Linked DNA regions of Homo sapiens: all the other regions are linked to region 1. The links are chromatin loops, found by intact Hi-C in ENCODE. Cell type or tissue: gastrocnemius medialis. All regions are shown on one strand. Links, peaks and the distances in the headings refer to the core of each region. The heading gives the core; the rest is flanking DNA.

Region 1 (6,618 bases), core at 1-5,000:
GCAGGGCAAGACAGAAGGCTGGGAGCTTTGCCGCAGGGAGGGGATGCGCCCCCACTCACAGAGGCCCGCCCCGCCAGCGGTGGGGAGCCTCTCAGACAGTGTCCCCCTCTGGAGCCTGAATCAGTCCAGCCAATGTTGAGGTGGGAAGGAGATGGCGCCCTCTTCCCTCACTTCAGCAAAGTCAGCCCCAGTTCAGAGGCAGCCATTGCCCCAAATTAAGATAAAGCCCAGTGCCAAGAATAGGGAAAGCCGGAAATGGGATTGCAAAGGGTGGGTGGATGGACCCTGATCTGCGAGGTCCTCGCCACTAAACGCGGGCTTCACTGTTTGTCTTCCCCCGTGTCATGTATTGCCTTCTCTGTGGTTCCTGTCCTGTGGAAACGTGTCTGTCACTTCTCTGTGGCACTGCAGCAATGAAGTGGGCACTATGGAGTTTGTCTCCCTGAGCCATGGATGCCTGCTCCGAGGGCCCGTTGTCACCCTCAAAGCTCTCCCACTGCAGTGGCACAGGCGCCACGTGCGGGTGACAGCTGCCCCTCATGGGCACTTAGCGCACACTAGGTATGCCTCAGGGGCTTCTGTGTCTCCACGTGGTGAAGGCTTCCGGGCAGCTCTTTATAGGATGCCTGACTGTGTCCCCACTGTGCAGATGAGACTGAGGCCCAGAATCAGTGTTCATGGCAGGGCCAGACGGCCTCGGGTGTGTCCTTGGCACCGCTGGCATTGAGTGGGGATTAGCACTCCGGCAGTCTGACCCCCAAGCCCGTGCTCGCCCTGTTCGGCCTCCTCCTTATGGGTTCTAGCTTTGGGGGTGGGACTGCCTCTCGGGGGGCAGGGCAGAGTGCAACATGGAATGAAGTGATCAACCCAAAGTATGCGAGTCATCTCACATGAGGAAACAGACAAGGTGGACTGGAGGAACCGTGTTCCTCTCTGGCGAGTGGTGTTCTGGCATTTGTGCCTAGGTCGCAGGGCCGCCCTTCGAGATGGCGCACTTTCCCTGGGGCACCTGCTGCGTGGCTTCTGAGGCCCCAAGCTGTCTGTCTTGCAGAGGTCCAGCACCCCATCCTCGCCCACTGGCACGTCATCCTCAGACTCGGGAGGACATCACATCGGCTGGGGTGAGCGGCAGGGCCAGTGGCTGCGCAGGAGAAGGCTGGATGGGGCCATCAACAGGGTCCCCGTGGGATTCTACCAGAGGGTGTGGAAGATCCTCCAGAAGGTAAGCCGAGACGCGAGCTCCTGGGGAAGTGAACCGTCCCCTTACTGTCCTGGCAAGGCATGGTGGCACCTCCAGGCGAGCAAACACACAGCCCTGAGGATGGCTTCTCTGCCTCAGCGCTGTTGGCACCTGGGGCCGAGGCATTCTCTGCTAGGGGGCCTGTGCGTGGTAGGATGTCTACAGCATCCCTGGCCTCTACCCGCCAGATGCCAGCAGCCATCTCTTCTCCCCACCCCACCCCCGTGTGACAACTAAAAGTGTCTCCAGGCATTATCAAACATCCCGTGGGAGGCAGATCAACCCAGTTGAGAACCACAGCAAGTAAGACAAGGTGGCAGTCTAGGTTGTGGTTGTGTGGGACCAACTTGGACGTATTTTAGGAACATAGAAGAACAGGGAAAGGCTGGGAGGCTTCAGATGAAAACCCTGTAAAACCACCCAGAGCAGCACCTACAGGCCTGGAACCTGGAATGACAGTTCAGGAGGGGCCTGGAGTAGGCCAGCCCCCCAGCCTCCCGCACATCCAGGCAGGAGTAGTGTCCCTGCTGTTCAGCGATGTGACTGAGCCCCACCCTCCCAGGGTACCTGCCGTGTTCAGTCCCAAGGTGTACAGAGGTGGAGAGCTTCCAGTTTAGCCCCAGGTCCTGTGTGCCCTGAAGGCACAATCTCCCTCACACCCTGGGGCCCCACTCCCCTCAGCCAGCCGGCTGTTGCGCTTCCCATCTGCCTGGGGCCGTTCACGTCTCCCCAGCTGTTGTCCCTGGGAACTGTGGTGCCTGTACCTGAGCACAGGAGCACCTCCCTGAGCGCCTGTTGTCAAGGAGGGGGGCAGCATTCTCTGTACCCCCCCAGTGTCTCCCTTCTGCATCAGCCCGAGAGAGTTTATGCAGCTCCCTGGGCTGCACCAGGCCCTCCCTGTCTTTTCCCTTGAATGGAAGGACAGTGTGCCTCGCTTAAAAGCTGTGCAAACCAAGACATTTTTTTCCCCCCAGAACTATTTTTTAGTTCATTTCACAGTGGGAGAGAAGAGAAAAAATAATCCCAGTGACAGCATACAACAGCCCCCTTCCCAAAGCCATGGCACCACTTGCTCAAGGTTCTTTCTGTAACAGGGGCCCCTGTGCTTCATGGGCCCCAAGGTATTCCTCACGGCCACCGCAGAGGGATGTGAGGAGGTCGGAGCAGGCCCTGCCCGAGCAGCTGGACTCCTGGGACCCAGGCAGGATCCTGCAGGGGCTCATGGTGCTTGCTCCACTTCCCGCCTCTCTTAAGGGGGTGGGAGTGTCCACTGCTGTTCTGCCCTCAGCCCACTGGGGACGCTCCAGGCCGGGGTGCTGGGATTTAGAAGGTGGCCAGTTAGACTAGAACAAGCTGTTCCTAGAAAATTTCCCCACTCTTCCTGGGGCATCACATGCTTCCGCTCGGACTCACTGGCGCAATACCAAGATATTTCTATTATGAAAAAGCATTTTGTGTTGAGCTGGCACTCGATATTTATATACATGGGTGTGCATGTGCATGTCTGTGCATGTGCTGGAGGCTTTTGTGATTGGTGCTTATTATAGAAATCTCAAAAATAGATGCCTGCAAAGGCACAGAAGCATCCCTTCCCCAGCAGGAGCCATGAAAATCCCCCTTTATTATGGCACCAAAGGGGCCTCGCAGCCGCCCGGGCCCAGTTGCCAAGTACAATGCGGAGCCTCCCGGGAGGACTCGGCAGCCCCCTAGGGCATTGTTCGGGGGAGATCTGAAAGATGCCTGCTGGGTTCCCTAGAATTGTTCCATCGAAAACACAGCCTGTGGGCAGTGAGAACAAGCTCTCTAAAAATAACTCTGACAGTCTGGCGTGTCCCAGCCCTCATATGGGTTTCCAGGGCAGAGGGTGCTGTGTGTGCATGCACGCCTGTGTGTGCATGCATGTGCTTATCCCATTCTGGAATCTGACTGAAATGCGCTCTATTCTGCCTCCAGTGCCACGGTCTCTCCATCGATGGTTATGTCCTCCCATCCTCGACGACCCGAGAGGTACGATGAGAAAAACGCAGAGGCGGGCCCCTCTGTGGGTTCACAATAAGGGCTTCATTGCATGGACTCTGACCTCTTGTGCTCCTTTTGGGCTCATTCTAATTGACAGGCCATTTGTAGCTCTGAGCTGTCTAGCCCCTTCACCCTCATATTTGGCAAAAATGTCTTTCCAGCATTTATTGGCATCAGCCTTTTTCTTCACCTGAGACTCAGCATTTCTGGGCTAGCAAGCTCTTTGCATTTGCCAGACACCCCTTAGAACCCTGGTGAAAGAAAGGAGCCAATCTCCATGCCACCCTGGCCTGCCCCATGGGCAGCCTTCTCGGCCCTTTTCTCCAACTAAAAACAGTAATCGTCCCTAGGTGATTTGTCATTCTTTTTAACATGGATTTTTTTTTAGTTTTACCCCACCCAAAGCACCATGCTTCATGCTGGAAGGAATAATGAAGAGGAAAGAGAAACCAGAAATGGTCCCTGCTCCCTGGAAGCTGTAGTCGATGGGGGGAAGGGTAGATAAATCAGGCGAGGACAGGCTGGCTCCTGGAGGCATACTCCAGCCTCCTGCTCTGAGGGCCACTGCCAGCAGGATCCAGGGAGTGGCCAGAAAAGGGGCAGCAGTGGCGCTGAGCCCCGAGCCCAGGCACTGCTACGGTCACCCTTGGTTACTCGGTGATTGATTGATAGGGCTGCATCTGTCCTCTCACTGGTGGTTGCCTGCCTGTCCCTTTGGTAGATGACCCCGCATGAGATCAAGTTTGCTGTCCATGTCGAATCGGTGCTGAACCGCGTGCCGCAGCCCGAGTACCGGCAGCTGCTGGTGGAAGCCATCATGGTGCTGACGCTGCTCTCGGACACGGAGATGACCAGCATCGGGGGCATCATCCACGTGGACCAGATCGTGCAGATGGCCAGTCAGCTGTTCTTGCAGGACCAGGTGGGGGTGCCAGGGAGCTGGGTTGGCTGGCATTTATCTCTGTTGAGGCTGGAGATTCTGTGTCCAATAGGAAAGAATATACTCGAACCAAGAAAATGTCATCACAGATGATGGGGAAAAAATGTCAACCACTTGCTTAGAAAATGGTACAGTGGCCACTTGGGAAATCTCAAGACCTTTGGGGATGGATAGGCCTGTCTCAATGCAGGTTTTCGTCCAAACACCACCACTTGCAACACATGTGACCATGGGTGAACCCCTTACCCTGTACACAAAGTCAAGTTCAACAGAGTAGTCCTCATTATAGTCAGGAGCTACAAACTAGGGTGCGTGATAACAGAGTGCAGTGCCCAGAGAGGTAGGGCATTCCCCCTGGCAGCGCTGGCTTCGTGCCCTCATGCCCTCAGAATTGGAGCCTCTCAGAAGGCCAAGGCTCTACTAGAGCAACCCTCACCCCTGCCCATGTTGACCCGCTGCCACCACCACGCAGAAGCGTGACGGGGAGTGGGGGCTCCGCTTATTGTCCCCTCTGCCCTTTCCTACTGCAGGTGTCAATTGGTGCCATGGACACCCTGGAGAAAGACCAAGCCACAGGAATCTGCCACTTCTTTTATGACAGCGCTCCGAGTGGGGCTTATGGGACGATGACCTACCTAACAAGAGCAGTGGCTTCTTATTTGCAGGAATTGTTGCCCAATTCGGGCTGCCAGATGCAATAGGGTCTCACCTGGAAACATGATCACACTCTCAATCTGTCACGTGCCCCCTAGCCTTACTGGGAACCTTCTGTCCCCCAAGATCCCCTGTGCTATCAGGAAAGCATGTCCCATCAGAAACACTCTCGGGGGGCAATGGTAGCACTCACCCTGAAACTGATGTATGTTAAAGCCACAGAGATAGAGCTGAGGAGTCCTGTGTTCCCCCGCAAGGAGCACCCCGGGATCATTTTCTAGGTTCATTTCTCTGGAACATTTGCTGTAGCATCTGGTCTCACGGACTCTGAGGAGGAATTGGAAATTGGTCTCTTTTGAGTGCAGAGGGAACTGAGACGCCAGCTTAAATTGGCTCTTGCAGAGAGTTACAGAAATAGTTTCGATGAGCTAGTGACACATCCTAAAGATGCAAAGATCCTCCTGGCGGCAGTAGCCTTGACAAGGGCCACCTCTTCACAGGATGCAGTCTGTCTGTGCACCAAACTCTTCACCAAATAGAACACTTGTGTCTCTCTGTGGAATGGGGGTTTTCTTGTGCCTTGCTTGCTTTCATAGCCTTCCATTTTATTGGCATGGCTGCCTTGATGTAACATAATTCTCTGTCCCCAAGATTTAGAAAATTCCTCTTCGTTCACCTTGGCTCATGGTCTTCCAGGGTTTTTATCCTGGCTGTCTATGAACTAGGGTTTTCTCCTGCCTTAGGAAAAATACTGCATCTTCTGGAATCTAGAAAAAAAAAAAAAAAAAGACAAGGCTCCTCTTATAGCCAGGCAAGCAGTTGTTTAGGGCTAGACCTGTTGTCCCCGCTCGCGTGGGGTGAACGCCCCGCAGTGGATACTGTCCTCCTGTGCTCTGGGCGAGGCGTCATAGGGTGAGCACAAGTCAGCAGTGCCATGGAAGTGAACAGGCATGTCCCCGCAGAAACAATGCTTCCCTCTGAAAAATAGAGCCAGGCTAGGAACCTGTACCCTCTTGGTAGAAGCACTTTGGTCTTCACTCTCTTGGGTGGGTGCAGTTGGAGGCACCGATTGGAGGAGAGCAAGGTTGAGTCAGGTGTCAGGGTCTGGCAAATCTTTTGCCAATGCCCTAGCAATGGAGTTTCTCTCCGGGCATTGTCTTACCTTGGGGGAAGGAAACAAAACCAATGGGAAAACAGTTTCTGTAAATAATAAACCTTGAAAGACAAATGCTCACCTAGTGGCCAGGAGGTGCGCTCTGTCTGGTTGAGAGCAATGGGCTAGATTATGGTGGACTCTGCCTCTGCCTCTGAAACAGAGATGAGGCTATGGGATCATTTCCTCGGACATCTGTATGGAGATGCAGAGATCAACGTGCCCTAGCTGCTTCGAGTGGGCATCGTGATGCCCAGTGCCCCTCAGAGCCAAGATGCAGTACTGATGGTTATTCCTGAAGCGGAGGAGAGGCAGGTGGCCTCAGGTGCCTGACAGCTTCCTGGCAGAGTCCTCTTTGGGCTGAGTCAAACCCTTTGCAGTCTAGAAGGGTTTGGTGTGCAGGCTCTGCCCACATGGGACTTCCATGCCGTTTCCATTTCTTCCAAACCATAATGCTCTCCCTTGCAGAGGTGCAGAGTAGTTAGGTAAAGGAAAATCCCCCGGAGTCTCTCCATATCTGCTACAGTGGGCTTACGCGTTTCTTGCATTTTGGGGGCAGATCCCAGAGACAAGGAGGGCGGCACATGAGCAGACATGGCACCAGGCCCCTGC
Region 2 (6,772 bases), core at 911-5,910, 200 kb after region 1:
TTCTTCCTGGGTCTCGCCACATGAGAGGATAAGAAAAGGGAGGAAACTATACTGACCACCAGAAGGTGTTTGAAAGTGTCTGCTGGTATATCAGACATGATTGTAATCAGGAAACAGCGTGGCCTGGTGCCAGGTTTTCCAAAGTGTGTTTGTGGAAGAATAGTTCTATGTGGTTTATTATTCTAGGACTAAGGCCAAAATAAAGGTCCCACTATTACATAATAAGTTCAGGGGATGTAGAGCTGGACAGGTTTCTTTACTGCAGGACTTCTCAGAGCCTTTAATATATGAACATACATTGTGAATCTCTCAGAAAGAGCTGACCACTATTTCCCAAAGAGCCTAGCAAGGGGCCCTTTTGAAGTAAAGCATCTCAAGAACTATTGTTCCTAACTGCCTAATGCTGGCCCAGTGGAGCCTTGGGTTTAGAAGTCAGACAACAGGAGTTTGAACTCTTAGTCATTAATTCCCCTGTACCTCAGTTTCCTCATAAGAAAACAGTGATAATAATGCATATCTTACTGACTTGTACTGAGGACTGAGTGGTGGGAAAAAACTAGCTTGAACAAAGACCAACTGTTTTTAGCTGATGAGTTAGGAGGGGCCATGCATGGGTGGGAACCCACTGTGTTTGTTCAAGTCTCTTTCTTCAGAATGCTTTGTCTGGGGCTTCCCAAAGACTAAACCCTTTGGGTACCTACAGGTTCTGGTATAATTTAAGAGTCGCAAAGCAATGGGCTCTTTTCCCTTGAGAGGTCTAAGATCGGAAAGAATGCTATACCAGTAATCATAATAGTAGCTAAAATCACTACTATTTATTAAGGGACTACTATTTACCCAGCATAGTGGGTGCTTTATATTTCTATTATTTCAGTTCACTGTCACAGCAAACTTTCAAGGTAGTATCGTCATCACCATGTTACAGATGAACAAAACTGAGACTCAAATAACACACTCCCTGGCGTAGCTGATTAGTGGCAGAACTGAAGACTCGCTCTGTTTAATCATTAAAGAACAAAAATGTCTGCCCACTAAAAGGCTATGCCTTGGTTTCAGGATCCAATCTGATCAGTTCGCATACGAACTAAATCACTAAAGAGAATTTTGAACACTGTAAGGAATTCTGGTTCCATTCTTACAGATAGCTAGAAACCTCTAAGACGACAAGACGCCAAGGGAACTAAAGGAAGATTTCTAAATATGAAGGTGTGCAGTGGAGTTTGGAGAATACTCCCTGAGGGGACCTAGAAGGGTTTCTCAAAGGACCCCTTCCCTCATTTTCTGGCTCTCAATCCAAGTGACTGTGGAGATTTTCCAAATATCAAGTTCATTTGAAATAGGCCACAATCCTTCAGATTGCCAAGTCATCTGTACGTCTTCTTCAACTGATGGCAACTGATTTACAACCAGCATTTTTGAGAACAATCATTCCGAGAAATTGCAAAGCAGTAAGATATACTCCAAGGAGTACACATTCCCTGTTCCATTGCCACACGATATATGTTTATGATGTAGACTTCTGCTTGCCCCAAATGCCTAAGAATAAACAAACATATTACCTGTTTCTTCTGCTTGGCCAATGTAGAGGTTTTTCCTCACCCCAGGTGTTTCAAAGGAAATGAAGACGAGAAAAAAACCTTCTCTCTGGGGAAATGCAGAGGGCTGAAAGAAAAGAGGTACAATTTCAGCCCTCTCTGAAGCACCCCACACAAACACACACACACACACACACACACACACACACACACACACACCCCACTCTGCAGAGAGAGCTCTTGCTTAAATAAATAAACAAACATATATACACAAAGAAATAACTAGAACAGGGCCAGGCTGCTTTGCCTTTCAGCCGGGAAGGCAAGCCCAGAGCCACGAATCTGGGAGACAATGCACTGGCCGTGAGCACAGCTCTCTGCCCCAGCCCTGCTCTGTTCCTGGCCTGGAGATGCACTCAAGTAATGGGCTGCAAAGTCAGCGGCCACGTGACTGCTTCCAAAGGGACCAGGCTCCGCATGGGCAGGACCACGCTATTGTGTGCATAATCTGCCATCAATACAAAATAGAAAAGAGAATTTCAGTAAATAAGAGCAGAAAAGCACTCTTTAGGTAAACTGAGGATAATTTTTAGAAAACGTTACATTAACCTGGTACAATTAAGAGAAGTGGAAAAACTAAACATTTTTCCTTGGTTCTAGAAAGGTGTGGGTTTGAGGGAGCAGCCACTGGGTCATAAGACATTTATACTCCACCAGCTGTTCAGTAGCTCCTTATTGGAGAACCTACCTGTGAAGGGAGAATGACCTCCCTTCATCAGCAGAAAGGGAAAGGAAAGTTGGCCTGTAATCTTGCTGAGTTTAGGGGAGGAGAAAGACATACTTGAAAATTCAAAGTGCCCATGGCAGTAATGGATGCCAGCAGCCACAGTTCTGCTATGTTCGAGGCAATCTAGTGGTGGTCTTCTTGTTCACAGAGTCTTATACTGATCGCGGCCGCGCTGCCAGCAGTTTCCCTGGCAAACTCTTCCTAGCTGGTGACACAGCATACGTGTTTTCAAGCTTACTGGTCTTAGGCTTTGCCAGCTAAAATTTACAGGACTCCAGCCATAAACATTTCATAACCCCACCCAAGCTGCTCTTTAGCTCGATTCCTTTCTGCAATTGAGAGCCACGGGAGATCTAGTAAAGTGGTTACCTAGTTTGCCATTTAATCGGATGGAGTTACTTGAAAAATAACTGGCAAGGTGGCTCTGGGCTTCTGTCCTATTAGTATATTAACATCACCAGAGGGCCTCATTATGAGGCAATACGACCACTCAGGTTTCCATGGTGGGGACGCCAAGAGTAGGACCTGATGAGGCTGCTACACAAATTGTAAATGATAGCATAATTACTCAGGCTCCAAAAAAAATAGTGGACAATGTAGCTATACAGCTGGCTCTCCCAACCAAATGCCTATTCAATCCTCAGCCATTAAATTATGGCTATGTCTAGATACAGTTGTTCCAATGTCACCTCCTCTGTGTGAAGCCTTTCCTGAATCACCAAAGGGGAATTAGTCACTCTGTCTTCTGGCTCTCAAAGCCATGTGTGCGTCCAATTATAGAGCTGCTCAAAGTGTGCTGTAATTTGCCCTTTTACATGTGAAATCCTAAAGGGAAAGGATCTGTTTCATTCCTCTTGGCATCCCCAGTTGTGTGTGTGTTTTCTTATTTTTAAGACAGAGTCTCACTCTGTCACCCAGGCTGTGTAGTGGTGCATTCTGGGCTCACTGCAACCTCTGCCTGCCAGGCTTAAGCGATTCTCCTGCCTCAGCCTCCCGAGGAGCTGGGATTACAGGTGTACACCACCACACCCAGCTAATTTTTGTATTTTTAGTACAGACGAGGTTTCACCATGTTGGCCATGCTAGTGTCAAACTCCTAGCCTCAGGTGATCTGCCTTGACCTCCCAAAGTGCTGGGATTACAGGTGTGAGCCACTGCGACTGGCCACACCCTCAGTTTTAAACCTACTCATTACTGAATGCAAAAGAGGTACTCACCAAATATTTGTTTAACCACAGAAAGAAAGGAAAGCAGGGAAAAAAAACTCATGATTTAGGTTGTTATTTTAATGGCCAGCTCCTGGACCACGAATTGGATTGGCTGTGCCCTTTATGTGATTTGTTGAAAACTCAGAATTTGCTTTGAATGAATAACTTCATTGTATTTTTCCATTGTAGAAAGAACACTGAAATGTTACTGTGAGCACCAAAGGGGTCTTATGGTCAGCCTCCAACTGTTAAATGAACCAACACTGATGTAAGTGAATAAATCACAATAATGATAATATCTATTGAGCACTGACCATGTTCTAGGTACTTTTAAATTTTACATATGTTAATCTTATTTAATCCACACACCATCCTCTGAGGTATATACTATTACGATCCCTCTTCACCCATTAGGAATTGTGGCCTAAAGTCAAACAGCAAATGAGGGGTGGAACTGGGAGTTGAACCCGGGCACTTTGGCTCTAGAACCCCTGCTTATTATAATCATTACACTCTACTGCCTCAGTCAGCACCTTGTGTGTTTGCAAAATTCAAGCTTCAGCCTCTTCTCAAATGCTCTCTGGCTTTCCTACAGCTGACCAGGGATGTGTTCTCCCAGCCTGAAAAAAGAAAAAATGATGGGCAGAGTGATGTTAACAGTTTTAAACCTCCTATGTGGCAAGCACCTCCTATGTAGCAGGTGCTACTGAGGGACAGAGACACAAATGGCAGAGAAAAAAAAATACACATGATTGGATATTGAAATATACATACTAGGTTCTTAAAACAGTGCCAGGCACATAATAAATATCTATTACATGAATAAATGAAAGCAATATGGTATGATAAAATATCTAATAAAACAGGTACGAGACACTCCAGGGGCGCAGAGAAAGAGCCCTATCTCAGAAAGGGGGATGACGGAAGGCTTCCTAGAAGTGATGCACGGGCCGAGACCTGATGACTGACTAGGCATCAGCCAGAGGAAAAGAGGTGGGAAGAGGGGGTTCTCATAGCTATGCATATTCTACAGTACTTAACTAGGGTGTGAAATGGGAGAGGGGAACTAGAAATCAAAATGAACTTCTTTCCTAATGATAATGCTGCAATTACATAAAGGTGCCCGGATGTTAAGATTGAAAAATGGCTGCCCTCTCCACCTCTTCAGGCTGGACTTAATCTCTCTTGATTGCCTTCCCTTCCTTTCTCACTTCCCCACTGCTGTACTTTCTTTGCTCCTGCCTTCCAAATAAACTTGCTCTCAAATGTTTATCTCAGGCTCTGCTTCTGAGGGATCCCAACCCAGGACATTTAGTTAGTCCATGGCAATAGCAAACTATGGAAAGACAGAGGGGAATGGAGAAGCCTGGCTACCTCTCAAGGGAGAGAGGGATTTGTAGGCAAGCCTCTCCTATTTCACAAGCTTCCTGGAGCTGGCCACAGTTCCAATTTCTGCCAAGGCAAAGTAGTTCTAATGGGCAGCTCCCATTATTGATCATGACATACCCTGAGGAGTATGCTAGAATTGAGGTGAAGCAGCTGGACTGGAGAGGAGACTAAGAAAACAGCGGCATGTGCAGATCTATTTGATGGTGGGTACTTAAGGTGTCTGCTTGTGGCTCCTGATACCTCGAAGCCCCGTAGCACCAAAGGGGGGAAGCTCAGACAGGGCTGGCCTCCCAGCTCTTCTGACTCTGAGCTAGCCTCCTGATGCTGGGGCCACTGGCAAGCAATCACACCCAATCACCACTTCCTAACCCCTAGTAGTCTCCAAAACTGGGGTAGCTTCCCCACAGCACATGCACAGAGATCTGCTGGAGAGCAGAAAGCAAAACATCAGAACTCATATTTTTATCTATTTTCTTATTCTTGTTAACTTTTCTATTTCCATGTATATTTGATCATGTACACAATAAATGAGTTCAGCAGTATTAGCTGTAAATAAATAAATATGCTTGGTCCATTCTCACGAAACTTACTGTGAGGGGTCCATGATGAAAAAAGTTCAAAAAGGCTGGGGGCAGTGGCTCATACCTGTAATCCCAGCACTTTGGGAGGCTGAGCAAGGAGGATTGCTTGAGCTGATGAGCTGGAGACCAGCCTGGGCAACATAGCAAGACCTCTCTACTAAAAAAAAAAAAAAAATTAGCTGGGTGTGGTGGGACATGCCTGTTCTCACAGCTACTTGGGAGGCTGAGGCAGGAGGATCACTTGAGCCTGCAAGATCGAGGCTGCAGTAAGCCATGATAGAGCCACTATACTCCAGCCTAGGCAACAGAGGAAGACCTTGTCTCAAAAGAAAAAAAAAATCGAAGGACTCTAATTTAAAGATCCTGCTCCCTTGTGAAGAGAAGAAAGGAATACCAAGTAATTTTTCACTTAAATAGAGAAAGGATCAAGCATATTTTCAAGGGTGAATTCTGGGTACTGAAAAATCACATTAACTAGGAGAAAAGAGAGGCCAGATCTGGCAAGTCATTAGGAAGTCATTAAAAGAAATTAAAAGTGGGTTATGAGTCACTATCAGATGGAAGAAATTCATAAAAGTCAGTGCTTGCCAGATGTTTCTATTGGGGTCACCTGGTGAGCAGCCACAATGACAGGCTAAAACAGCCATCACGTTTTAAGGTGGGGAAATTCAGCTTTCGAAAGGCTCCATCTTAGATACAAAAGTTGAGCTTTCCTTGGTTGTGATTTAATAAATAGATTAATAGATATCAGAATTTTAATTCGGACCACTGCTTAATCTAACCCTAGCTTGGTCCTCGATGGCTTGAGTTTAAAGAAATTCCTTAAATTAACCCTGAATGTTCATAAATCAAATCAAAAAGCTTCACAGAAGGTTCTGGTCTGGGTAAGATGGAAAAGGGACATTTTACCCACTCTACTCTTTCTCTCTCATGGGACAAAGCTATAAAACCTGGACAGAATCCATGAAACAGCTATTTGAGGACTGTGGCAGACAGACTCTAAGCTGCCCCCAATGATCCCTTCCTCCTGGTCAATTCACACCACTGTGTTCATCCCTTCTCTTCAGCATAGGCTGGACCCAGAAACTTGCTTCTAATCAATTGAGCATGGCAATGGTATTGGGATGTCACTTCTATGACTAGGTTATAAAAGACTGTGATTTTCTGTCTTGCTAGCAGACCCTATTATCTTCACAGCTTTTGTGCTTTCAATGAAGTAAGCTGCCATGTGGGAGAAGCCCAAGTGGCAAAGGACTGGGGGAAGTCTCTAGC
Region 3 (6,772 bases), core at 1,052-6,051, 63 kb after region 1:
AAAACTGCCTAGGGCAGGATTCATTAGGGCTTGCAGGACAATGTCACCTAAATTGCTGAATGTACTCATTGTAATGTGATATCTGACAGAGGGGGTGCAGTGTTTCTGGGTCATTTTGGACCAACTGCAATGGTTGTTTCAGATGCTGGTTCCTGCACACTACTCTCAATCTACTGAAGCACATCTGGTTTTTTGTTTTGCCTTGCTTTTAGTTTTTAAAGTTTCCCCCAGTGATTCCAATGCACCTGAAAAATTGAGAACCACAGGCTCAGTGGTAGGTCAGGGTTTCCCACACTAGGCTGCACAGCATTATCACCTGGGAACATTAAAAAATACAGACATTCTCAATTCTTTTAGTGTAATTAGCTATGATGTGGATCCCATGTATTTTTTAAAGAGCTCCCCAGATAATTCTGATGTCAGGAGCCACCGGTATAGACTATCTAGTGAGTTGTATTATAAACAATAAAATACTTTAAAAGCTACCCAGTAACTTTTGGGATTAATTTTATGAAATAAATTCTGAACTGCTGTTTTTGATATAGTCAGACTTAAGACTGAAACCTAGCAGGCAGGCAATAGATATAGAATTCTAGTTAATTGAAATTTTGTGACCTGTATAAAAATAAATCATGTTTATTGAACGGATGGCAAGGTACATATACTTTCAGAATTGTATTAAGTTTTGAAGACTTTTTAAAAAAATGTCAAAATGTATATATATTAGTATCCACTATCTTAAGGTCGATTATAAACCAGAAGTACTGTTATCTTGGTGATTAAAATCTATAACTTTAGCTGTATTTCAATAACAAAAACATATCTTACTAGACTGAGTGTGGTATCTCATGTATGTAATCCCAGTGCTTTAGGAGGCTGAGGTGGGAGGACTCATTGAGCCCAGGAGTTCGAGGCTGCAGTGAGCTATAATTGCACCACTGCACTCCAGCCCAGATGACAGAGTGAGACCCTGTCTCTAAAAAAAACAAACAACATATCTTACTGACTAAACCTGAATGGAACTCATAATTAGTCTTTCTGTATTTTTCCACAAAATAGCGAATTGGTACTTGGGAGACTTCTGTTTTTTTGTTGTTGTTGTTGTTGAAAAAACTGCCTTTGTTCTGAAATTATATCACCTGTGTTCTGAACTAAGATGATGGGAGTTCATTTTGTATTTACTTTGCAGTAAGTATCATGTAAATACGCAAACGTTGAATGTAATATAGATTGTGATCGCAGTGGTTTTTTGGGTGATACAGTTTATAAATATACCAATTATACACCCTCATACATTTGTCTGATTTTGAATTTGTAAAATGAGGACTACTGTTTACACATTTAATACAAAAAAAGGTCTCCGGAAAAAAAAAAAAGATGAATACTCTAAGAAAACCTTGTTTTAACATAGGGGACTAAATTTTAGTTTTGTATTAGTGTACTTTTGATCTCAAAGCTTAATTTTTAGAAAACCCTATAAATAATTCCCTTCCAATTTTTGCCAACTTGATCACATACAAAATTCTTTTTTTTTGAGACAGGGTCTTGCTGTGTCACCCAGGCTGGAGTGCAATGGCGCAGTTGCGGCTCACTGCAGCCTCTGCCTCCCGGGTTCAAGTGATTCTCCTGCCTCAGCCTCCCGAGTAGCTGGGATTACAGGCATGCACCACCACACCCAGCTAATTTTTTTATTTTTAGCAGAGACGTGGTTCTGCCATGTTGGCCAGGCTGGTCTCGAACTCCTGACCTCAAGTGATCCGTCCACCTCGGCCTCCCAAAGTGCTGGGATTACAAGTGTGAGCCACCTCGCCTGGCCTACAAAATTCTTTTCATAGGATTCATCTCCTACACACCTACAACTTGCTCAGATCTCTTAGAACTTGCTCAAATCTTGTACAACTTGCTTAAACCTTCAGTTTTGTTCTATACTTCCTTCTTTTTCATATTGGAACAACCAATCATTCTACTTTATGACAAAAATTTACTTTCCTTTTTCCCTTATCATTTTGACAACACAAATTCTTCCTCATACAAAAAAAAAATTACTTTTTCTCTTTTCAACTTTTTTTTAAGCCAAACATACGTTTTCATACTTGTAACTTTCTTGACATCCCTCTTACTGGTTCCTCCCTACCTCATTTCTATTTCCTTCCAAAATCCTTATTTTGAAACAACTTTTAAATAACCTCCAAATTAGACAAAATTATTCTTTTTAAGAAAAAAGTATCCTTCTATTTTTTCCTCACCAAAACACATCTTACTTTCTTTAGTTTGCATACAGAATTCCTTTATAGTAGTTTTATTATTGGAATTTTTAATCCTTAGCAATTGTGAATCAGTATTCTATAAATTAAGTTTCATAATTTCTAGAAATATGCACTTTCTCAAAGTACAATTTTTCATATTAACAGACCAAAATATATTTATTTTTCCATAGCTTTTCTTTAAATAGACTAAAATATATTCAGTCTTTATTTTATCTTATTTTTTGAGACAGAGTCTTGCTCTGTCACCCAGGCTGGAGTGCAGTGGCGCGATCTCACTGCAACCTCCACCTCCTGGGTTCAAGCAATTCTCCTGCCTCAGCCTCTGAGTAGCTGGGATTACAGAAGCCCACCACCGCGCCCAGCAAATTTTTGTATTTTTAGTAGAGACGGGGTTTCACCATGTTGTCCAGGCTGATCTGGAACTCCTGACCTCGTGATCCGCCCACCTCGGCCTCCCAAAGTGCTGGGATTACAGGCATGAGCCACTGCACCCAGCCATATTTAGTCTTTCTATAAAATTTAAGAAGCCAAAAATAAATTTAAAGTTACGTTCAAATTAATGTTTCAGTATTCTAACTTAATTGGAAATGACTCAGACAGTTCATGAATATTACTTAATCATAACAGGACTTTAAGTTACGGTAAAAGGTTTTCAAAACTGAAAAGTTCATTTATCAATTTGTATACCATTTACATACACCTAATTTACTCATTTTTAACAATTATGCTTGAGTTGTTCATTAAGCAAAGCTAGCCATCACCTCAAGTTATTTTTCAAAAAAATCAGGAAACTATAAGTATTACAGAAGCAAAAAGATTAATAGGTTAAACATGGTTCTTCCACTCTGCTTTTTTTCCCTTTCCTATTGGGACGGGTTAGTTCTCTTGAACTCCTTCGTGGGCGGAAACTGGAGTAGCTCATTCCACTCAGCCCGCACTGGCTACTCTTGGCAGGAGGGAGCGTGCAAGCGAGTGAGTGCAGGAACCAGAGCAAATGAATCCTGGGACCGACTGGTCACTCTTCTCTGGTGGGAGCAGGCTCTTGTGGGCCCTGCAGCAGCGTCCAAGCATGTTACGACCAATGCTCTTTCAGTTCTGCCATCCGGGGATGGCCAAGTGCCAACCAGGTCAGTGGAGGGTCAGGGTGGCAAACCCTGCCCTCTCAGAACCTGGGTTCATGTCCGATGAACTGTTAGAAAGGTGATGAATGCAGACTTTATTGAGCGGTGGGTGGCTCTCAGCAGAAAGGGAGGCTGGAAAGGGGATGGGAGGGTGATCTTTCCCTGAAGCCCGGCCGTCTCTGGCTGGGCTCCTCTCCGAAGCCGCACCGCCTGAAGTTAGCCGTGTCTATCCATAGTCTCTGACGCGCACTGCTTCTCTGCTCACCACTCAGCTGCTTGTATCCTTGACATTCAGCCACTTGTGTTGCTCTGCCAGCTGAAGTCTTTCATCGGCAAAGGATAGGGGCAGGGCAGGCCAAAAACGGCAACATTTGGCTGGAAAAAAACGGGGTCAGCTGTTTTCACTTAGGGCCAAGGTTCCAGGCTTATGGGTTGGGTTTAGCCAGGAGCCCAGCCCTTCTGTATCACCATGACTGATAGGTATCAAGATTTTTTTTTTTTTCATGTATTTTGCTCTTTGGTTGGCTTTATAGCTTTATTATACATCTAAGAGGTAATAAGCTTGTTTGACTAGTAAATTTAGGGGAAAAATATGCTTGCTTTATAATTAATGACTTTAAACACTTTTTCTTTAAGCCAATTAAATAGAGCTCTTTTATATATTTTGGTATGAAAATATCAGATACACATAACACATAGATATACAAACATACACACAGAAAGAAGCAGATCTTATTGCTTTCATTAAGATTCATTTGCCCGGTCGGGCGCGGTGGCTCACTCCTGTAATCCCAGCACTTTGGGAGTCCGAGGTGGGCGGAACACGAGGTCAGGAGATCGAGACTATCCTGGCTAATACTGTGAAACCCCGTCTTTACTAAAAATACAAAAACAATTAGCCGGGCATGGTGGCCGGCACCTGTAGTCCCAGCTACTGGGGAGGCTGAGGCAGGACAATGGGGTGAACCAACCCGGGAGGCAGAGCTTGCAGTGAGCCAAGATCACGCCACCGCACTCCAGCCTGGGCGACTGAGCAAGACTCCATCTCAGAAAAAAAAAAAGATGGACAGGAAAAGCAACTTAAACAAAGGTAAACGTTGATATGCAAGCTTTTAAGCCAGTGCCTTTCTCATTGTAAAAGTTTCTAATGGTTTAGGTGCAGAGAGGGAGATAGCCTTACAAATGGAGATTTCCTTTACAGATATAAATTTCTCTTAGAAAGAATTTCAAAATCCTGTTCCTTACTTAGATCATTGCCTTCAGGGCAGAGCTTTTTAACAAACAGGGCAAAAACTAACCAGTAGAAACTTACCAGAGCTGTCTTCGGAGGCCTGTCAGTCTTGGTGGTTAACATAGAGATGATCAGAGGTAGGCAGCTTGTTTTTAAGGGCTTCTCTCAAGTTCTTTGGGAGCAGTCCCTTTTTCAATGTTTTGATCATTTGCACAAATGACAACTAGTTTTTCGAAACCGCAGTTTTAGGGGTTGCTTATTGGAATGCCCTGGGGCAGGCCCACAAGTCATTCTAGGTTGTTGGTTGCCATAGAGCTGAAATACTTTGGAAATAGCTTTCCTAAGGTCATTTGCAATCTTTCAGGGTTTGTCTGACCCGTAAATGGACCAGGTGGGGCTTGTCAGGTCACTAATATAACTCTTAGGAAAATACCATTCTGCCTCTTTCATCTATTTTTGGGCTTTCCAGATCCCACCAACATGTAAATTAGTTGGTGTAGATCAGGTATCCCGGCATCTTTTGTTTTTTTTTTTTTTTTTTTGAGACAGAGTCTTGCTCTGTCGCCCAGGATGGAGTGCAGTGGCGCCATCTTGGCTCACTGCAAGCTCTGCCTCCCGGGTTCACGCCATTCTCCTGCCTCAGCCTCCTGAGTTGCTGGGACTACAGGCGCCCGCCACCACACCCGGCTTTTTTTTTTTTTTTTTTTTTTGTATTTTTAGTACAGACGGGTTTCACCATGTTAGCCAGGATGGTCTCGATCTCCTGACCTCGTGATCCACCCGCCTCGGCCTCCCAAAGTGCTGGGATTACAGGCTTGAGCCCCGCGCCCGGCCCCCATCCCGGGATCTTAAGTTATAATTAAGACTGTGAATTCTGGCTGGGCATGGTGGCTCACGCCTGTAATCTCAGCACTTTGGGAGGCTGAGGTGGGCAAATCATTTGAGGTCAGGAGTTCGAGACTAGCTTGGTCTAAATGGCAAAACCCTGTCTCTACTAAAAGTACAAAAATTGGCCGGGCATGGTGGTGGGTGCCTGTAATCCCAGCTACTTAGGAGGTTGAGTCAGGAGAATTGCTTGAACCTGGGAGGCGGAGGTTGCCGTGAGCCGAGACTGCGCCACTGCACTCTAGCCTGAGTGACAAGAGCAAGACTACGTCTCAAAAAAAAAAAAAACACACTGTGAATTCTTCAGATTAAAGGTCTTCCCTGGGTTTGCAAAATTTTTAACCTATGGCCCTGAGCTGTTTTTATCCAGGCAATGTAAATCACTCCAGGATTGTCTCCTGAATTTTCAGATGGTTTTATGCTACAAGGAAACTGTTTAACTGTTTTTTTTTTTTTTTTTTTTTTTTTTTTTTTTCACAGAAGAAGGGCAATTCAGACAGAGTATTAATAGACTAAATATTCAGGCAAAGTAGGATAGAGAGGAGCAGTAGGAGTTACATCAGTTTTACCATCCTTGGTGTGGGGGATATCTTCCATTTCTAGCCTTTCATTAGCTCTTTGCAATGAAGCTTTTAAAAAGGCTATTTTGGAATCCTGGGCAGGTAACCAAGCAAAAATGTCAGCAGATTCTAAGTAGGCAGGGGAGGACAGAGAGAAAGAGAGCTTAGAAGCCTCTACATGCTAATCAATTATATACATCCCATTCAGACTTTAACCCTATAGCTACAGTCTGCTAATTTAGTTCTAAGAATAAAAAGAGGTTGGGCGTGGTGGCTCACGCCTGTAATCCCAGCAGTTTGGGAGGCTGAGGCGAGTGGATCACGAGGTCAGGAGTTCGAGACCAGCCTGGCCAACATGGTGAAACTCCGTCTCTACTAAAGATGCAAATCAGCCAGGCGTGGTGGTGCGCGCCTGTAATCCTAGCTACTCGGGAAGCTGAGGCAGGAGAATTGCTTGAACCCGGGAGGCAGAGGTTGCAGTGAGCCGAGATTGCACCATTGCACTCCAGCCTGGGAGACAGGGCGAGACTCCCTCTCAAAAAATAAAAATAAAAAAAATAAAAGAATAAAAACAACCTTGGGAGGCTTGAACAGTCCACATAAAGACCACTGGAACTCCAAATGGTCCTTGGTATAATCTTTTTTTGTTTTTGTTTTTTTTGAGATGGAGTTTCACTCTTGTTGCCCAGGCTGGAGTGCAATGGTGTG

The links. A loop is a pair of places that touch in the nucleus more often than their neighbours do. Peaks named below come from ENCODE experiments on the same cell type or tissue, not always from the same donor. Only the 100,000 strongest peaks of a DNase experiment are listed, where the experiment ranks them.
Region 2: it touches region 1 in a loop (9-fold over the local background); 6 of 110 quality-filtered maps call a loop at or near these places.
Region 3: it touches region 1 in a loop (7-fold over the local background); 6 of 110 quality-filtered maps call a loop at or near these places.

Annotation. Positions count from the first base shown.
Region 1 is chrX:18,891,767-18,898,384 of GRCh38, reverse strand. It overlaps PHKA2 (phosphorylase kinase regulatory subunit alpha 2), which reads left to right. Exons shown (of 33, transcript NM_000292.3): 30 at 1,052-1,222; 31 at 3,194-3,247; 32 at 3,981-4,181; 33 at 4,730-6,087. The coding sequence ends at 4,900. PHKA2-AS1 (PHKA2 antisense RNA 1) reads right to left here. Exons shown (of 3, transcript NR_029379.1): 2 at 5,047-5,180; 3 at 3,410-4,238. Among named protein-coding and RNA genes, the nearest start is that of PHKA2-AS1, 4.8 kb to the right of the region's middle. In gastrocnemius medialis, for the core only: CTCF peaks have their summits at 2,339 and 2,542; DNase peaks (open chromatin) are centred at 2,564 and 4,092; H3K4me3 peaks cover 241 bases; H3K27ac peaks cover 2,828 bases.
Region 2 is chrX:18,695,223-18,701,994 of GRCh38, reverse strand. It overlaps a transcript of PPEF1 not described here. Among named protein-coding and RNA genes, the nearest start is that of PPEF1-AS1, 5.9 kb to the right of the region's middle. In gastrocnemius medialis, for the core only: no CTCF peak of the experiment used is centred there; DNase peaks (open chromatin) are centred at 2,512 and 2,829; H3K27ac peaks cover 600 bases.
Region 3 is chrX:18,830,101-18,836,872 of GRCh38, reverse strand. It overlaps LOC124905254 (a long non-coding RNA gene), which reads right to left and starts at 4,748. Exons shown (of 2, transcript XR_007068404.1): 1 at 4,701-4,748; 2 at 1,126-3,763. It also overlaps the pseudogene BLOC1S6P1. RefSeq lists an enhancer at 2,935-3,858. In gastrocnemius medialis, for the core only: no CTCF peak of the experiment used is centred there; DNase peaks (open chromatin) are centred at 3,292 and 3,682; H3K4me3 peaks cover 1,002 bases; H3K27ac peaks cover 2,577 bases.